Regions from separate parts of the Homo sapiens genome. Here region 1 is linked to region 2. A link is a contact called in ENCODE POLR2A ChIA-PET data. All regions are on one chromosome and are shown on one strand. The core of a region is the stretch at or near the end of the contact, and the rest is flanking DNA. Distances in the headings are between cores, read along the strand shown. Region 1 overlaps LOC102724765 (a long non-coding RNA gene). Region 2 holds the start of LYRM4 (LYR motif containing 4).

Region 1 (3,959 bases), core at 525-3,024, about 20 Mb before region 2:
TGCCCGGCTAATTTTTTGTGTTTTTAGTAGAGACGGGGTTTCACCATGTTGGCCAGGATGGTCTCGATCTCTTGAATTCATGATCCACCTGCCTCGGCCTCCCAAATTGCTAGGATTACAGGCGTGAGCCACCATACCCGGCCCTCGTCATTTCTTTGAGGGCACCCTCTCCCAGCACTCTGCTGCCTCCAGTTGTACTGAACAATGGTGCCTTCTCTCAGTCCTAGACAGAGCTCCATTCTCAGGGCCTTTCCTTACCTCATCCCACATCAAATCAGATCCACTATTCCCCATACTTTCCCACCCTGGTGTGGACCAGATGAAGGGCCCTAATGTGTCAACCTGATAAAATTGATTAAAACTTCACATTCTTAGTGGTGGAAGTGATTTCACATGCATTATCTCATTGGAGACTCACAACTACCCTGAGGAGCTAGAAGGATCTGTACTATCCCTGCCCCCCAATTTTTTTCTTATGTGGAAACTGAAGCTCAGAGAGAAAGGAGTAAGACAGTACATCTGTCATTTATTTGGGGTAGTATTAGTATCAGGCATTGTGCCAGCTCCCCTATTGGGCATTATTTCACTTAATCCTCAGTCCAACCCTATGAGGTTGGTAATTGTATCCATTTTGCAAATGAGGAGGCTGAGGCTCAGAGAAGTTAAAGGACTTATTAAAAGTCACAGGCCACAGTGTGGCAGAACAGAGCCAACATTCAGACACATGTGTACAAGTCCAGAGCGGGTTTTCACTGCTGGAACTAGGACTCAAGCTCAAATCAATCAACTCCTAATTTTATGGTTCTTCCAGTGGCCACCCTCTCTATTCAGAAAATGCACCCTACCACCTATCCCCAAATCTCAAAACATGGGCCCGGTTGAAATGCACACAGCTCTGGGAGTCTCCTAGAGGCAGAACAAGGGCTGGCGATGTCTGAGGGCAGCTAAGGAGATATTTGGAAATCTACTGGAAACTGCATCTTCCTGCGCTGTGCTAGATGTCCAGGTATCTGAGAATACAGTGAAGGAAAATTAACCGAATGTTCAAATCTCTACAGAATGCCTAGCTTGAGTCCCTGAATACTTTTTTATGCAGGACGAGGGTGGTAGGGGCCACTCAGAAAGAAATCTGAACACGCAGAACCCTCGGGCTTAGAGCTGTTAGGGGTCATAGGCAGCCAGCTCACTTCCAGCGGACAGTGCCCACTCCCCTTTCTTCTCAGAGCCCAGCCAAGAAGGATGGCTCAGCGGCCCGACTGGAGCACCTCTGCCCTCCTCGGCTCCTGGGCGTGTCTCCGGGGATTCCTGTTCGGTGATGCCCTGACCCACGGAACTTGCCTCTTCCCTCTTGTTCAGTCGGTTTACCAACCTGGGGGCGTCTGCGGATCAAGGTGTTTGAGAGGCTGGGCTGAGGTAGAGAAGAGGGTGGGGCAGGAGCACCTAAGTCGCTCAGGGATTTGGTGACTCACACGAGGGGAGGGGGGCCCTCTTTCTCCCCAGCACTGGGGGCGCCCAAGGCTGTTCCCATGCTTAGCAGAAGATGCCCCTCTCATCCCCCAAGGGGCCTGCTCGGAGTGTGCCACCTGCAGCATGGCCACCACGAGGCCGGTTATGTATTTATTTCCTGGCAGAGCTGAACCCCAAACGCTTTTCCTTCTGTGCCGTGCGTGAAAGAAACAGAAACCGCTGCACAGCATGTCTATGTTTATACCCTGGGCCCTGACCCTCCCACAGAGGCCAGCTCGTAGACTTTTCTTTCGCAGCCTGGGGATGGGTTTGTACTTCACCCTCGAGCGCCTCCCCCTGGGAACCCGCAGAGGGCTGGGTGGCTGTGCAGTCCTGTGTGCTAAGTGCTTTTCTTCGCTTCTCGATGCTTGGGCCGTCTTGTAAGCAAAGCTAGGTGAATCGAATCCACCCCTACGCGATTGTCGTTTGCATTAAGTAAGATAATGCACGTGGAAATATTTTGTGAGCTATGCAGTATCACCTAAATTATTTTTTATTATTATTTTAAAAATAGAATGCATCAGCAAGTTCTTAATGAGCTTGCTTTTTTGTTTTAATATTTGGAAATTGGAACAGCTACTTATAGGAGACTTGTAGATCCCAGAATGTGCCGTTTGCCTGAGTGGTTTCTTTTGGCCTTGCTGTGTCAGGACTTGTGAGGCTTGTGAGGTGATGTCAGCAAATCAGCACAGACTCACACCTGAGGAGCCCGGGAGTGGTCTAGGGCCTGTGGAGCATGGCAGAGTGGCCTCTTCTCAGCCTCCTCTCCACTGGAGGGCACTTGAGTTATTATTTATTTCCCCCAGGCCTCAGCCTCTTAGCTCCTGCCAACTTCCTTTCAGAGGCATTCCTGCCATATGTCCCAAGATTTTCCTCTGTTTACCTCCTTTAAAGTTGTCATGGTCTTGAATTTTAGACCACCGTAATCTCCGTTTGACAATGAATGGTCATAAATTCAAAGAAATTGCAGGACTCTTATTCTGAAATTCATATAAATGATTTCTTTATAAGTACACATAAAACTCTTTTCTCTTAAAATATACAGAAAAAGAAAAATGTACAGCTGCTCAGGGTAACAAAGTATTGCCTTCTAGAAATTCTCAGGCTTCTTGTCTTTAAGGATAAACAGGAAGCATTTCTAATTAGTGTCTTGGTTGTTTGCATATTGAGCTTCCAAAATGCTTTAGAAGGTTCATCTTTTCAATCCGCCCTTCGCAGTCCTTTATTTTTCATTTGCTAAGCAGAGGTAAACTTAAAACCATCTCTATGTGACTTATCATAAATCCCAATCAGTGAGACCTCAAATAATGAACTTGGCTCTCATTTATACACGTGACAAAAGGTATACCTATATAAATATCTAATAAAAACTACCTAACAGCTAAATACAACAAAGAGAAGCAATTTTCCTCTCTTTTTCACCCAATGGCTCTAATTAATCATGCAGTACAGAAAAATAAGAAACCTTTTATGTAGCTTTTAGTGGTTTTGTTCATTCTAGTTTCCACCTGTGAGTAGCATTCATTTATAAACCTGTCTTGCTGAGCACAGTGCTTTCAAAAATGACTTGCTTGTGACTCAGAAACAAAAAAAAAAAACAACAATCTTTGTAACTTTTAATCTCATGCAATTTCTTCAGTTTCTTTTGTTGGTGAATACACGTACAATTTGGTTTTGAAATACCATGTATCAAAGCACAAACAAATCATCCCTTGGAGTCGTGAAGAAGCTCATCAATGTATCACAGTCTTCCAGTCAAGCCCATAATTCAGTCTCCTACAGCTCTGATTCTTGACCTCTAAGAAAACCCACCCTCTTACTCTTCCTGAACAATTGCTCACTAGAGCACTAAGTGAAGGGAAAGATTGCTCCTTAAAGTGAAAAAACAATGTTTTCCAAAGTTGTGTTGAATATGCATAGTCATCATATCACAGGAAGTTTTTCTTTTAAACCTTATGTGCATTTTCTTTAATTTGTATGGTTTTCTCAAGTTCAACATTCAGTTTTCGTTTTAATCAGTTATATTCTAAAAACAATTAAATTTTTTTCTCCTTAGAAATTCACTTTAAATTAAAAAGAACTTTTGTTTTTCTCTTTTTAAGGCACAAATAGTGCTGGGAGGGGGTGAGGGTAAACTTCTTTATCTGTCACTGTCATTTTTTTTTAAAGGTCCTATTGCTTTTACACTTCTAACCCTAAAAAAGCCTCGTCACGCACCCAGCATTCCCCTAGCTCTGGGCTTCCAGAGCACTGTTATTCAACAGAGAGTTTCTATAGAAATCCAAAGTACTATCTCCAAATAGCAGAAACCGTAACACCACAGACACTTATTAGAATTTGTGTGGAAGAATCCTAAAGCTAAATAAATAGAAGCTTCTAAATTACCTTTTTCCCCCCTTGACTATATCTTAGATCAAATTTTTAGAACTCCCACCACCCACATGTACACCAGG
Region 2 (3,716 bases), core at 1,137-3,636:
TTGCTCGTACTAACAGAGGACTAAGCTACCCAAACTATTTAAACTATACATATTTATTTGGAAAAGTTTTATTTGATTACAACAAAGTTGAGTAATTTAGATACATTAATTATGTACGTTAATGATTAAATTCCTTGATAATTAGGTAGAAACAATTGTATATAGTAATTATTCCAACTTTACTCTCAAAAGCAAAATATAATAAAATAATGTAATCTTTGCTATTTTTAAAAAAGCCAAAATAATCTTCAAGTTTTTCCTTTTCACTCTGATAGCATTCTCTATCAGTAACTTGCATTAATGTTGTAGCTTTGAGGTGCCGCATATCATTTCATATCACTGGCACACAATAGTGTATCAAGAGAAATCAGCTCTGAATCTTACTCTATAACAATGTGCAATTGCCTTGGTCTTGGATCCTTTAAGAAATAGCAAAGGGAAAACTCAAAAAAGTCCTTTCAATAAAGCAGAGGCTAGATTTGCTCAATGACCTGACCAACCAGGAAGTAATAGAAGTTTTGCTATCCTGTTTAAAAAATAATAATAAACAATAACAGACATGAGATTTTCAAGAAATCAGGGAGGAGACTTAAAGATATCTTAATAAAAGTATTTTCTCTTCAGTGCCTTTTAAAAAATGTCATTGCATCAGGATTAGTAAGAATATCTGGATGCAAGGACACCAGGTTGCAAGTACACTAAAGAATGGTAAGGTCAGAGAAGTGTTTTTTCTGCCTTTAAAGTTCCTGAAAATAGAGGCTGGGCGTGATGACTCACACCTGTAATCCCAGCATTTTGGGAGGCCGAGGCGGGCGGATTGCCTGAGGTCAGGAGTTCGAGACCAGCCTGACCAACATGGTGAAACCCTGTCTCTACTAAAAATACAAAAATTAGCTGGGCGAGGTAGCGCGCGCCTGTAATCCCAGCCACTCAGGAGGCTGAGGCAGGAGAATGGCTTGAACCTGGGAGGCATAGGTTGCAGTGAGCCCGAGATCCCGCCACTGCACTCCAGCCTGGGCGACAGAGCGAGACTCCATCTCAAAAAAAAGAAAAGGAAACAGAAAAGTTCCTGAAAATATAAAGTTGTTTAGACATACAGCAGGTATATCGTTTCAAAACCAAATACACTAAAGCAGATGAGAACACAACCGTGACCAAGTGGTTCGGAGAAAGATGGATTTTAATGCAAAGTTGTTTTGTTTTCACGCATAACGTACTTCTCGCTGTGCTTGAGTGCAGAAAGGTGTGGTTCTTCCTAAGGTTGATTACATAAAGCAAGATTCCAAAAACAAGAAAAGTGCTTTGCAAACACAGTAACTAGGACTGGCTGAAGCTTCCTGCGTCCAGTGCCATGCTCAAAGATCAGAACAAGCAACTTTATCCACCACTTTAATAAGATGATTCAAAAAAGCTGCAGTCTTCTGAAGAAAGCCATGGTTGAAAACTTGCTCCGCTTCTTGGAGAAAGCCTAAAGCCCTAAAGGTCTCTAATTATTCTCCAAAGTCTACAACCCAAGCTGCATTTTATGCATTTATTAGGTTACAAAACCACGGGAACTCTTCACTCAAAAGCAAAAACACATCCGGAAAGAGGAAAAAATCCACGGCCAATGTAAACCCCCTACAACACCAACCGCCCACGTCGTACCCCAGGCTGCAATGAGGCCGGCACTCACCCACCGCTCGCCCGGGAAGCCCAGACCCAGGTGTTTCAAAATCAGAAGTACGGCAGGCTCGTTCGCTCTCACGGGCAAGAATCTTAAACCCCAACTTCAGAGATACCCGCGCACGCTGGGCGCTGCCATTTTGACAGAAAGCGGGCCTGCCCCAGAGGCCCCTACGCAGGTCGCCCTGAGCAGAGCCGGAGTGCCACAGAACCCCTAGCTCATCACCTCCACACCCAGACGTCGCATCCCCCGGCCTGAGGAATGCCAAGAAACCCCACCCTGCCGACCAGGATCAGGCGAAATCAAGTCACCCTTGAAATCCCGCAAACTCTCTCAGGCAGCGCCGAGGGCGACCGCAGCCGGCGTGGGAGGGGCATCGGCGGTCAGGGGCGGGGCGTCGGTGCGGCGGCCTTCGGTAACCCGGGCAACGCGGCCTCCTGGATGTAGGAAGGGGCGCTGCCCCCGAAACACAAATGTCTCCGCCAAGACCCCAGACGGTTCCCAAAGGCTCTCCGTGATGCAACTGCACGTCCCTCGAATGCCTGGGCCTCCGATATCCGTCCGCCAGGAGCTTGGCTGGATGCACGGGCGGCCAGTCCTCTTATTTCCCCGCCCTCCCGCCGCGTGGAGCGGCTGCTGGGTCCCGAGCCTCCGGGCGGGGGCGGGATCGGGGCGGGGCGGAGGCATCTCCCTCCCAGCACCGCCCCCTTAGCTGCCCCGAGCCCTGCCTGCGCCCGCCCCCGAAGCGGCGCGGGACGCCTGGCGCCGTCCGCGATCCGCAGGGCTGCCCGCTTAGGCTTAGGCCCGGCCCGCTGGCAAAGCCGAGCCGCAGCATTTTATTTCGTTCGTGGTTTCCGCACAGGCTGGAGTTTCGTGGGTTGGGTCGTACTTGGGACCTCGGCGAAGAGGACCCGTTTATTTTTTTTTCTTTCCAAAATGGCAGCCTCCAGTCGCGCACAAGTGTTATCTCTGTACCGGGCGATGCTGAGAGAGAGCAAGCGTTTCAGCGCCTACAATTACAGGTGACCCAGCGGGCACCGGGGGCCGGGGGCGGGGGGCCAGGGGCCGGGGACCGGGGGTGCGGGCTGACGCGGAATATCCCCGGGGACTGGGAGCCACCGTGGTTTGCCGGCGGCTGCGAGGCAAGGACCGGGCTCCGCCATCGAAAAGCGTGCTCCTGCCTACAGGTGTGGCCTCTGAGACCTCGGGGAGGAGCCTTTCTTTCTACCAGGGGAGACGTTCATGTCTTGTGACGTTTTCCCCCTAAAGGCTATCTTGGTAGTTATTCTAGGAGCATGATTAGTGTTATGTTTCTGCAGAAGAGAAAAAAGGGATGGAAATCAGTCATTTGTGAAGTTAAGGCCAGTGTGTTGCATATGTAAAACTTCCCTTGAGCACTGGAAGAGTTGAGAGTGGAAGTGGCCAGTGAGTAGTACACTGCGACAAAGCTGAAGGCACACTCTAGCACCTCCCTAAAATTTCCTAGGTGTCGTAATGAGTTCTTTTGGTTGCAAGAATCCATTCTATTTAGGGTATGGTGGAAATGCGTAGCGGAAAAGGAAAAAGGGTCTCACAAGCTTTGGAGCTGAAACCTCAGTTTCTCCTGGCTCACCAGACAGAGATCCCGCTTACTGGACCTTGACAGCAGGATATTGAGGGCCTAAACTCACATCTTTAATATAACACATTCACTTTTTCTCACGCCTCCCCACTCCCCTATTTGCCTATGAGTCTTTTATTGTTACTCTTTGTATGTTTTTTCTAATTCAGAGCCTCTGCTTTCACAGTGTTGCTGGTTCTGACCCATCATTTTCTTATGGATTCTCTCTCTGCATTTTTTTTTAGATTTGTTTTTTGTTTTGTTTTGTTTTTACTAACTACCTGTCTCTCTCTGAGTTTGAGCCATATTCCCATGAGAAAGAATCTGGTTGGATCAACTCATCTCTTTACCTCAAGCCTCACTTAGGTGACTGGCCAGACTGTGGATTGGATGTCATAAGAGCAGAGCCTACCCTTGGAACACACCTGGTTAGGTAGGCCCCCCTCCAGC

What was found. ChIA-PET counts read pairs that join two places held with the same protein, here RNA polymerase II (POLR2A).
Region 1: POLR2A ChIA-PET joins it to region 2 with 14 read pairs in Panc1. The contact joins the enhancer-like site here to the promoter of LYRM4 in region 2. POLR2A ChIA-PET finds 5 or more read pairs at or near these places in 2 of 52 experiments (Panc1 and activated CD4-positive, alpha-beta memory T cell).

Annotation. Positions count from the first base shown.
Region 1 is chr6:25,025,191-25,029,149 of GRCh38, reverse strand. All of the region lies in intron 1 of LOC102724765 (a long non-coding RNA gene), which reads left to right. It also overlaps a transcript of RIPOR2 not described here. Among named protein-coding and RNA genes, the nearest start is that of RIPOR2, 91 kb to the right of the region's middle. RefSeq lists an enhancer at 1,459-1,698. Within about 2 kb of position 1,774, at least 9 of the 41 ENCODE cell types and tissues checked have a DNase peak (open chromatin) inside an H3K27ac peak, as active enhancers do.
Region 2 is chr6:5,259,620-5,263,335 of GRCh38, reverse strand. It overlaps LYRM4 (LYR motif containing 4), which reads left to right and starts at 2,386. Exons shown (of 3, transcript NM_020408.6): 1 at 2,386-2,688. The coding sequence starts at 2,603. FARS2 (phenylalanyl-tRNA synthetase 2, mitochondrial) reads right to left here and starts at 1,823. Exons shown (of 7, transcript NM_006567.5): 1 at 1,676-1,823. RefSeq lists silencers at 2,306-2,525, 2,586-2,895 and an enhancer at 3,106-3,155.